Regions from separate parts of the Homo sapiens genome. Here region 1 is linked to region 2. A link is an interaction called in ENCODE POLR2A ChIA-PET data of the cell type or tissue named here. Cell type or tissue: MCF 10A. All regions are shown on one strand. Each heading gives the region's core, and the rest is flanking DNA. Links, peaks and the distances in the headings are about the cores only.

Evidence for each region. Peaks named below come from ENCODE experiments on the same cell type or tissue, not always from the same donor. Only the 100,000 strongest peaks of a DNase experiment are listed, where the experiment ranks them.
Region 1: POLR2A ChIA-PET joins it to region 2 with 5 read pairs; 2 of 35 experiments call an interaction of 5 or more read pairs at or near these places.

Annotation. Positions count from the first base shown.
Region 1 is chr5:77,903,587-77,908,969 of GRCh38, forward strand. The region is part of intron 1 of LOC101929154 (a long non-coding RNA gene); the gene reads left to right. Among named protein-coding and RNA genes, the nearest start is that of TBCA, 130 kb to the left of the region's middle. In MCF 10A, for the core only: no CTCF peak of the experiment used is centred there; a DNase peak (open chromatin) is centred at 3,385.
Region 2 is chr5:77,768,673-77,774,055 of GRCh38, forward strand. The region is part of intron 1 of TBCA (tubulin folding cofactor A); the gene reads right to left. Among named protein-coding and RNA genes, the nearest start is that of TBCA, 5.0 kb to the right of the region's middle. RefSeq lists enhancers at 4,476-5,361, 5,362-5,383. In MCF 10A, for the core only: no CTCF peak of the experiment used is centred there; no DNase peak of the experiment used is centred there.

The DNA of each region.
Region 1 (5,383 bases), core at 320-5,319, 140 kb after region 2:
ACCAAAAAAAAAAAAATTGCCAGGCATGGTGTTGCATGCCTGTAATCCCAGCACTTTGGGAGGCTATGATGGGAGGATCACTTGAGCCCAGGAAGTTGAGGCTGCAGCCAGCCAAGATGGCTCCACTGCACTCCAGCCTGAGTGAAAGAGCAAGACCCTGCCAAAAAAAAAAAGAAAAGATAAGAAAAGTAAAGTATGTCCTGGGGCCAAAAAGGTGTAAGTCACATGAGCTGATATTTAGGGGTTCGGGTGCCCTATGTCAGCACTGAGCACCAGATCCCAAGTGTTCCTTAAATTAGTGTGTTTGTTCACACGCATGTGTGTGTGACTGTAGGGCCCTCTAAAGTACAGGCCCCAGAACAAGGCCACCTCTTGCCTGGCTCTGTGTGCAGCACAGCATGTGATGTTCACACACAGAAGGAGTTTAATAAATGTTGCTTTCACACCAACTAATGACACTGCCTCATAGACTCTGAAACTGTCCGCTACGTACTTTCCTGTTTGAGCCAGGCTATAGCTCAAGCTGCCCTCTATCTATGTCCAAGTCTGGTTCAGCAGGCTCACATAGATGCTGCCATACTGTTAAAGTATTGAAATACCTCCATATTTGTTAAACAGTAGTTGTCCTAAACTCCAAGAGTGTCTCCCACCTCCACGTATCCCCTCCTTCCTTCCCTAAAGCCCCTTCCCAAGAACTCCACACAGACTCTCTCCAGCACTCTGCTTCAGTGCCTGAGTTCAATATTTTTTATATCATCCTTGTACATGTCTTATAGCAAGGCAGACAAGTACAGGTGAAAGAGAAAATGCATTAACACTGTGCGCACTTGTATCAAATAAATATATTTTAGAAAGCATGATTACTTGATAGTATATTTCTGGATGCACCAACGTATCTGGATAATAGGAGAAGAGATGCCCTTTCATTGTAAGGTCGGCTGTTGAAATCTGATTCCAGGTCAGCTAGGAGAGCTATTTCCATACCAACAGATGTTCAGTGGCTTTTGACAAGTGAGTTGGTGGCCTTTATCCAGTTGCAAATACCCAGATGTCTAAATCACTATTCTAAGCTGATGTGTGATCTGATTAAGGTTCTTCTTGGGCTTTTTGGCTCAGAGTTCATAACCAAATGGGAGTGGAAACTGAGACAGTCTGTAACATATTCTGGTTCTAAGGTAACACTGAGTGCCTAAATGTGCTCAGCACTAACCCATTTTGCAGAAAAACCTAGAATTTAATCTTCGTAAATTTTATTTTGGCACCTTTTAAAAAGCCTGCAACAAAATAATTGGTTATTAAATATAGCTGAAATCACTTGTTCTGATTTCCAAACCCCAAGTCAGTCTGACTGCTCCTAACCCCAGGTTGAGGGCAGCCTAGGATTTCTTCTAGAGCTTGGCCCAGTGTCCATAGTTCAGTTATTATGAAATGGATTCAGGCTTTATGTATTTTGACAATGTCTATGTTCAAAGGAAGATCCAAGTTTGGTGGGTCCTTAAGCTCATACAATTTGGAAGTCTCTCCTTTAGAAAAAGAGTACGAAATTATAAATTTAAAATTGTTGGGGCTCCAACAGCTGCAGCTTAGTGCAGAGTAAGCCTTGGTAGCCTCATGGTAAGCCCACCTCTGTCTAGATGGCTTTTCCCTGTGTAGTAGACACCAGTGACCGTGGAGCTATCATCTTCTGTTCTTCTTCTTGTAGGTTGTTTTTCGCTGCTGCTGCCTACCTTAAAGGAAATGCAAGCTGGGCAAAAATCTAGGTTTATGTAGCAGGAGAAAATGGATTTTCTGTCATTTAAAAGAGATCTGACTAATGGGCCACTCCTGCATAAAGTCTTGATAAAATGTAAGCTGTGTGGCCATACGAAAAAAGGGTAGAATTTGGGCCGCTTTCTTCAAACTTAAAATGGGGATAGCTGGGACTCATATCTGAAAAGCTCTTTCAAATCAACGCTGCGGTGAAAACCCCTGTATATTTTAGGATGGTAAAGGATGGGGAACAGGCAGGTTATTGTACAGTGAATTCCTTCCCTCCCTTATTGCAGCAGGCAAAGCAGAAGCTGCGGGTGGGGACTGACATTATCACAGCCTCCCTCAGAAATTTTAGGTGAGATGTTGTTTCTGAAGGTTGATTTCTACTTGGTCTTAAAAAGAAATACTATCATTACAATCTTCCTCTTTCTAGGTTTATGGGAGATGATGGTTTTGAGAGTCAAGGGGAGACTCCACTGGGGCAGTGTGACATTATAAACAATATATGTTTGATCTCAGCCCCTGGTTCCCGGCAGAGAGCTCCCAAAGCCATGTTTTTTCCTAAGTAACATGGATATTAGGAGCATTTTTTATTCTAATATTTGGTCTTTGACATTTTGGTCTTTGAGCTCCTACATCCCTTGGAATTTCCTGGGTGATAGGAGTGCCTTTTGTCGAATGAAGTAACTCTTGGTGGGCTCCTGGAAAGCTTCGGGATGGAGACTGGTCACTAGAAAATCCAAACCATGATTAGAAGCTTGAAACTTACAGCTGCATTCCCCATCCTCAGGGAAGGGGAGAGAGGCTAGAGACTGAGTTGATAATCGATCATGCCTATGTGATGAAGCCGCCATTAAAATCCCTAAAAGGTGGCATTTGGGGAGCTTCCAGGTTGGTGAAGGCATTCACATGCCAGGAGGGTAGCATAACTCAACTCCACAGGAACAGACACTCCTGTGGTTGGGATCCTTCCAGACCTCATCCTATGTTCCTCTTCATCTGGCTGTTTGTTTGTATCCTTTCTTATATCTCTTAGAATAATAAACCAGTAAATATAAGTGTTTCTCTGAGTTCCCTGAGCTGTTATAGGAAATTATCAAACCTGAGGAGGGGATCATGGGAACCTCTAATTTGTAGCCAAGTTGGACAGAAGTATGAGCAACCGGGGGACCCACTGCTTGTGATTGACCCCTGAAGTGGTGGCAGTCTTGTGAGACAGAGCCCTCTACCTGTGGAGTCCCCACTAACTCCAGGTAGTGTCAGAAGTGAATTGTCAGACACCCAGTTAGTATCTGGAGAGTTGGATAATTGGTTGGTGTAGAAAATCCCAAGCTCTTGCTGTCTGATTGTATTGTGAAGTACATTTTTGACCAGAATTGCAGACTTCTGATTCCCTCAGAACTGTTGGCAGACTATATCCCAAAGTGGAAGCCTGGGGCTGGGTTGATGGTAAGCAGGTCCAATGCTTACTTTCACAGAGCAGCAGATACCTTCGCTCCTTTCAGGTTCAAGAGCAAGCTGGCTGTGAGGCTGTCATCTGTAGGGCGAACTCTTTCCCAGGCCTCCCCAGCCCCAGTCCAGTCCCTATCATGAGCAACTGTTGGCTCACTGATGAGGTCTGAGGCCTTACGAGAGGGATGTAATCAGACTTTAATGAGTCAGCAGGGAAGAGCTACGGAGGTAAATTGCTCAACTTCACTCTCCTTCCACCTTCACGTCTTCCCATCCTCTCATTGATCTCACAAAGCAAATGATGCTGCAGCTTCCTGTGGAAGTGGGATGGCAAAGGAATCCACTGGAGCAGCCACACAGGTCAGCCTCCACCGGCACAGAGCAGGATGCGGGAGAGTAGGAGTCGGCCTGGAGAGACAAGCAAAACATCTCCAACAAGGAGATAGGAACGAGGCTTCTGAGCGAGACTTCTGAGGACACTTTTGAGAGGGAGACTGGGCTGGAGGCGGTGGCTCATGCCTGTAATCCCAGCACTTTGGGAGGCCAAGGCAGGCAGATCACTTGAGGTCAGGAGTTCAAGACCAGCCTGGCCAACATGGTGAAACCCCATCTCTACTCAAAACTACAAAAATTAGCTGGGCATGGTGGCATGCGCCTGTAATCCCAGCTGCTCGGGAGGCTGAAGCAGGAGAATCACTTGAATCTGGGAGGTGGAAGTTGCAGTGAGCCGAGATTGCACCACTGCACTCCCACTCCAGCTTGGGCCACAGGATGAGACTCCATCTCAAAAAAGAAAGAAAGGGAGACTGGCTTTTCACCATCTTTTCTCTTCTTCGAAAATCAAACAAACCTTTACTTGTTTAATGTCAGGCTTCTGTGACCTGCAGCCAAGTGAAATTCAGACACACTGCCAGTCTCCAATCAGATATACTGAATTATTAAGTAATTTTCTGCTCCTTTCAATGTACTAAACAATATGCATCATTTTGGAATAATTTGAATTAATGTTAGATACATCATAAAAGAGATTCATTCAGATTCATTTTTAAAATTTAAAATTACCATAATTTAATTGACACAGTAGAAACAAGCTGAAAGTCAATATTTTTCTTTCCTTCCTTTTTTTTTTTTCAGATGGGGTCTTGCTGTGTTGCCCAGACTGGAGTACAATGGCATGATCACAGCTCACTGTAGCCTTGACTTCCTGAGCTCAAGCGATCCTTCCACCTCAGCCTCCTGACTAGCTGAGACCACAGGTGCATGCCACCATACCCAGCTTGTTTTTTTCTTTTCTTTTCTTTCTTTTTCTTTTTTTTTTTTTTTTGTAGAGAGGGGATCTCGCTATGTTGCCTAGGCTGGTCTCAAATTTCTGGGCAAAAGTGATCCTCCCATCTTGGCTCCCCAAAGTGCTAGAATTACAGGCATGAGCCACCATGCCCAGTCTAAAAGTCAATCATTTTTCTTTTATCTTCATATTACTTGACAGACAACCCAAAGTTTTTCTTCATTTTTCTGGCCCATTTACAATAGCTCAGTTTGGGAATAAATAAGGTCAAATTTGTAAAGGACTATCACTTAAAAGATACACTTTTCAAATAAAAAAATTTGATTTCTAATGTACCAACTTGTAAAAAGACTTGATACCTGAAAAATAATTACAAAAATATGGCAAGAAATAGAATGACACCACAATTACTCTTGTGATTAAGTCAAGTCTGTCTCAAAGACAAAAGGAAACAGCTTTATCATAGCTGCAAAAACAAGAAAAGATAGCATATCATAGGTTAAATTGGTATCTATTTATTTTTCTATTAGTATGACACATTAGATATTACTGAAAAGCCATACAACTTTTTGGTACCATCTAAAATGTTTAGATATTAATATTTTGACTATACTAGAGAAGTTTACCACTTAAAGGAATTCTACTGGTGAAATTTTGGGCAACAAAAATAATTAACTTTGAATGTAATTGCTTTATAAAATTGACTTCTTTTTATGAACTTCTTATGGAGCAACTGACAGGGATAAACCTGTGGTTTGTGACCAATCAGAGCCCTTAGTTAGAGGACTGTGAAAGACTGCATACCTCTTTATAGGCCAGTTAGCATCTGTCAGTCTCGTAGTCACCAGGGGCCTATTTAATTGCATCTTTAAACTCTAAACTGTGGCTGTCTAC
Region 2 (5,383 bases), core at 220-5,219:
ATGTAGGTTCTGAGTGAGGCTGCTAAATGAGTGATCTTTAGTTAGACCTATGACAAGTTATTAAGAAAAAAATCAGTTCTATTTGGACACAACAGCATCACAATAGAACATTATTATATTCTTTTATAAAGGTATTACTGGAAGTAGAATACTGGAATAGACATCACACATCTAAGCATTTACTGTCTTAAGAGTTTTAGACTGCCATTATTAATAAAATTTTCCAACCTTGCTTACTACAGATTTTCAAAATTTCCAACCAAACAAAAAAATGCAATGAAAAAACAAAACACCCATACACATACAGGGCCAAAGATCTTTCATCTCCACATTCAACCTGGAGAATAAAATACCTTGTGTTGGGAAAACTGTGATGATGAGTGGCCTTAGCCTTCTCCCTCTCCAGCTTGAAGAGACATCTGGTTGCCTGCTATATTGCTCCTAAGAGTAACTACTTGCCAAGTAGTTAACAGAATGTGGTGAAGAGCTGACCACCTGCAATCCATTTTGACATGGCCTCTGACCACCACTTTGGAGAACTGAATACATTACACAAATTCCTAAAGGAACTAGCTAAATTTCAAAGTAGGAAGGTAGCCATCTGGCTGAACTTAGCAATGGGGTACAGTGCAAAAGAGGATAAAAGAAAACAAAGCTAGCAAATCTTACAGGAATAATTTACAGGACTATGTTCTTAACCTATCCCAGATACAGTCCACCATACTTCTATGCACCATTGCTTTAAATATAAGTATATAAACAGCTAAAGCTAATGGGGGGAGACTTTACGTCTACTTAAGTATACGTGTCATTTGCATTCTTCACTTTTTATATCAGTATAATATATATTGAACTAATAGTGGAGATTTTACATACCTTTTATGTTGTCTTCATGCCTGCTATACATAGCATATACACCATACACAGTTGTATATAGGATGTAGATATAAACAAACTTCGGAAGATGCCACAGTTTGGGAACAATGCTTGCTTTATTAAAAAAAAAAAAATCAATACAATTTCCCCACAGGCTCATGATGTAAAATTCTATAATCAAGGCTTGTAGATTTGTAATTATGGTATGTCAGCTACATTTAAACAAGAGTGTTAAAAGACTGTTAAAGTTAAACTAACAAAATTGCAGTGTGAATTGTCCTAGTCTCATTCTAATCTACTGGTGTCACTTTCATTTAATCAGAGGAAAACTATGGGCCAATGTCAGTGCTATTTCCAATGCCCTAACATTCTTTGTTCACATTGGATTTTAAGCCATTACCAATCCAAAATGGTTATAAAAAGATATATTTAAGAAAGTATTTTTAATCAATTCATTCACTCACCAGTGAACTAGTTTAACAGGCTTTATTGAAAGCTGGCTTTAAAGTTAAATAACCTTTTATGTTAAATGATTGTGAGTGTTTTTTACTTGCAGAAGAATTTCTTGAATTTATCACAAGTCTAATAAAAAACAAACTTTTTTATGAACACAAATCCCACTTGGAAACTTTTTTGGTGCAGATAAGTCACTTAGCTGAAATACCACATTTAGAAAATATCAATTCTGCATTTTCTCCTACTTTAGTGAAAATTATTTTCTAAATCATTAATAATTTAAATACAGAACAAAAGCTACTCTGTCAAGGATTCATATTTACACCATGCACTTAAGTTTTAAATTAAGGTACAACATACAACTCACAGTTGTACTATCTGTAAATAGCCTCCAAATAAATCACAGAACACATAAAACAGAGCTATGTTAGCTAGTTACAGAAGAGGTGACCAATCATTCCAGTTTGCCTGGGACTTTCCCAGTTTTAGCAGTGAAGTGTTCCACATCCTGGGAAACCCCTCAGTCTCAGGCAAACTGTGATAATTGATGCCACCTAGATATCCTCCCCCGCTCCAAAAAAAAAACAGAGTGTTCAACAGTTCTGTGCTGGGGGAAAAAACTGAGTATTATTTGGTAACTCTGCTAGAGCTGCCAGATTAGTTGTGACCCTGTCACAGATATCAATAGGTCTAGCAATCTGCTGGAAACATAGATCCAAATCTTAAAAAAAAAAGAAAAAAAACAAAGAGCCAGCTACACCCAAACCTGCCAACTAATACCCACTACCAGTGAGTCACATGTGAACAAAGGCTGCTGCTCAAAGAAACTTAGTATAATAACCCACCTAGGGCCAGGCATAGTGGCTCACGCCTATAATTCCAGCACTTTGGGAGGCCACGGCAGGTGGATCACCTGAGGTCAGGAGTTCAAGATCAGCCAGGCAAAACCCTGTCTCTACTAAAAAATACAAAAATTAGCCAGCCATGGTGGCGGACACCTGTAATCCCAGCTACTCAGGAGGCTGAGGCAGGGATGAACCCAGGAGGCAGCAGCTGCAGTGAGCCGAGATCACACCAGTCCACTCCAGCCTGGGTGACACAGCGAGACTCTGACTCTGAAAAAATAAAAATAAAAATAATATAATAACCCATCTAGCCTCTGTTACATACATTTCTCTAGTTTCACAGCAAGAATTAGTCCTCAGGAAAAAAAAAAAAGTATACATGTAACAAAATATCACAGGGTACCCTGTAAATATGTATGTGTCAACTAAAAATAACAACAATACTATTAAAATCTTGTTGCTGGAAGATATTTAAGGAGCCCTCAGAGTCAGAGGCTTAGCACCAATTCAGCCTCATTCTGTCCAACTCTCACCTTCTAAGCCATTCCTAGTATCTAGACTCTTTCTTTATTCCTAGTAATCTAACCTCTCTCTCTTGAAACTCACTTCCCAGAAATCAGATGCTTTGCCATTTACTGTACAAGGTAACAAAGTTTCTCTAGGAACAAGACACTCACCGTAAACCTCCGGCCTATTTTCCCAGGGCCTAAAAATACTGGCCCTGAAACTTGTTTCTACTTTATAATGTGGGCTGCTATCCATTAGGTCAACTCTGCCATTTTGCCAACATGCTGAAATGGCCGTCTTGCACGCATGGCTGGATCTCCTACACGCCAAATACCATCATCTACTTATTGCCTGTTTCCATATTCCCCTAACATTCAACCTGCCTGTCCACATTTCTTCCTCAGACCCACTATCAGGAACTTCTGAGTCACCTGAAGTGTTCCACCAGGTCTAATCAGAAACTAAATTAATCCACCCTTTCTAGTATAGCCTACCCAAACTGAACTCTAGGACAAATACCTAGAATATAATTTCTAGTTGCTCTCAATTTCTAGAGAGAAAATTGAAGGATTTGGGGCATGAATAATGACTTTAAACCTCTTCTTCCAAATAAAGGTTGTGACTTCCGAAGATAAATGAGGCTATGGAAAATGAACGTCTAACCAGAAAAAGAGTGTCAAGAACAGATTTAAAATAGTGTCGAGGATAGGTTTTTAAACCATTGATTAAAAAAAAAAAAAGAAAAGAATAGAATCCCTTTCACAAAAGCAAGAACATGTCTGAATCATGAATTAAGGTATCTTTGAAACTAAATTTGGAGAGAGGAGGAAAAAAGCATATCTTTTAGACCCTTTTTATCATGAAAAATGTTCAACTTATGTACAGAAAAATATAATGAAGCCCCATGATCATTCAGCCCCAACAATTAGTAATATGTTACCATTGCTGCCTCATCTATTTTTTACTTTGCTGAGGTAAAATATAGATTTTTAAAAATAGGTTGCAGGGTTTAAAACCTAGATGACGGGTCGACAGGTGCAGCATATCACCATGGCACATGTGTACCTATATAACAAAACTGCACGTTCAGCACATGTATCCCAGAACTTAAAGTAAAATAAAAATAAATAATAATAAAATAAAAATAGGATACTAAGGTAGAAGATGGAAAGAGTCATAGCAAAATAATTTTCAGGTGAAAAATAACAAGAGACAATAGGGGACAATATTTATGGAGTTAGATGGTGATATACCAAGGCAAAATGTGAGTAACAAGCAGCTAAAACAGAAAGTTTAGGGGTTTTTCTTTAATTGCATTTTAATACATAAGTGGGAAGCTATACCCCAAAATGTCAACAGAAAAGTCATTTTAAAATGTATGGGAGACACTTCCATTAATTTATAAGCAATTTGAGATAATAGTAAACTATCACCAAGTTTCATAAAATGATAAATTTATTTCTAAGCAGTTTACATAAGCATTGAAAACTTCTGAAAAGTCAAAAACTTAGTTTATAATAATCTCAATGAGTATTTTCTCTAGAATATGTATTGTCAGCATATAACTACTTGAACTAAGTAATTTTATAAACTAGTAGAGATCACTGGAATGAGAAATGTCAAGGTCATATAAGTAAATGAATGGGAAACTACCATTAGAAGTCATTTCTCATGACTTTCATTCTACAGCACTCTGCAACACACCCTGATAGTTCTGCCAAATATACTGACTAAAATGACATAACCCAAGCAAGTCTGGTAAAAGTGAACCAGTCTGGTAAAAGTCTGGTAAAAAGAACTCTGAGCTGAGGGACAGGATGGATTATTTATATTTTCAAATATACATCTCAATTCCCTTCCTATTACCAATTTTAAAAATACTCTTTACGGGAGCACTGTAGCTTAAAGGAGAAAGTTGTAGATTTGAAACCTTGGTCCTTTTCCTTGCATTGCCACTAACTAGTAGTGTGACTTTAGACAAGTTTTTTTTTTCTTTTTTTAACTTCATTAAACCTCAGTTTCTCATATGTAAAATGAGAATCCAAACAGTATTATTAACATTTACTACCCACTTGCTATTTGCCACATACTGTATTAAACAGCATAGCAGGCAGTTCTTGCAACAACTGCTTGAGTTGGGTGCTTGCTCTATTTTACAAATAAGGTAAAAGAGGCACAGCACAATGTAATATATTCCACAACATAGAATAAAGGGCAGAATCAAGATCTGAACCCAAGCAGTCTCACTTCACAAATGGCTGTGCATTTAACTCCTACTCACATGGTCTCCTTATTGCCTTGGCAATAAAGCTTCCCGGGAAGTGGGATGCTGTGCTAAAACTCAGAAGCATTATCTTAAAAAGTGAATTTATTCTCCCTTTTGCCTGGTCCTTCCTCTGGTGGAAATATCAATAAACAAAGGAAAGGTGGGCGAACAGGAAGAAGCCAGTTGGTTTCTTTAGTAGACATTGCTACAACAAAATAACTTGCTTCTTCAGAAGGCTGTTTATCTTTTCTCTTGTAATACTTCATCAAAAAGTTTGCTCTTCTTGGGTCTGAACAATAAAGTTCTAATGAACACTGAAGGGTCTACCAGCACTCAGGAATGCAAACTAAAAACAAAATTCTAAGCTCCAAAACCGTCTGAATGGACCCCTCCTCTCAACTAAGGGCATTCTAAAGTAATTCAGGCCATGATG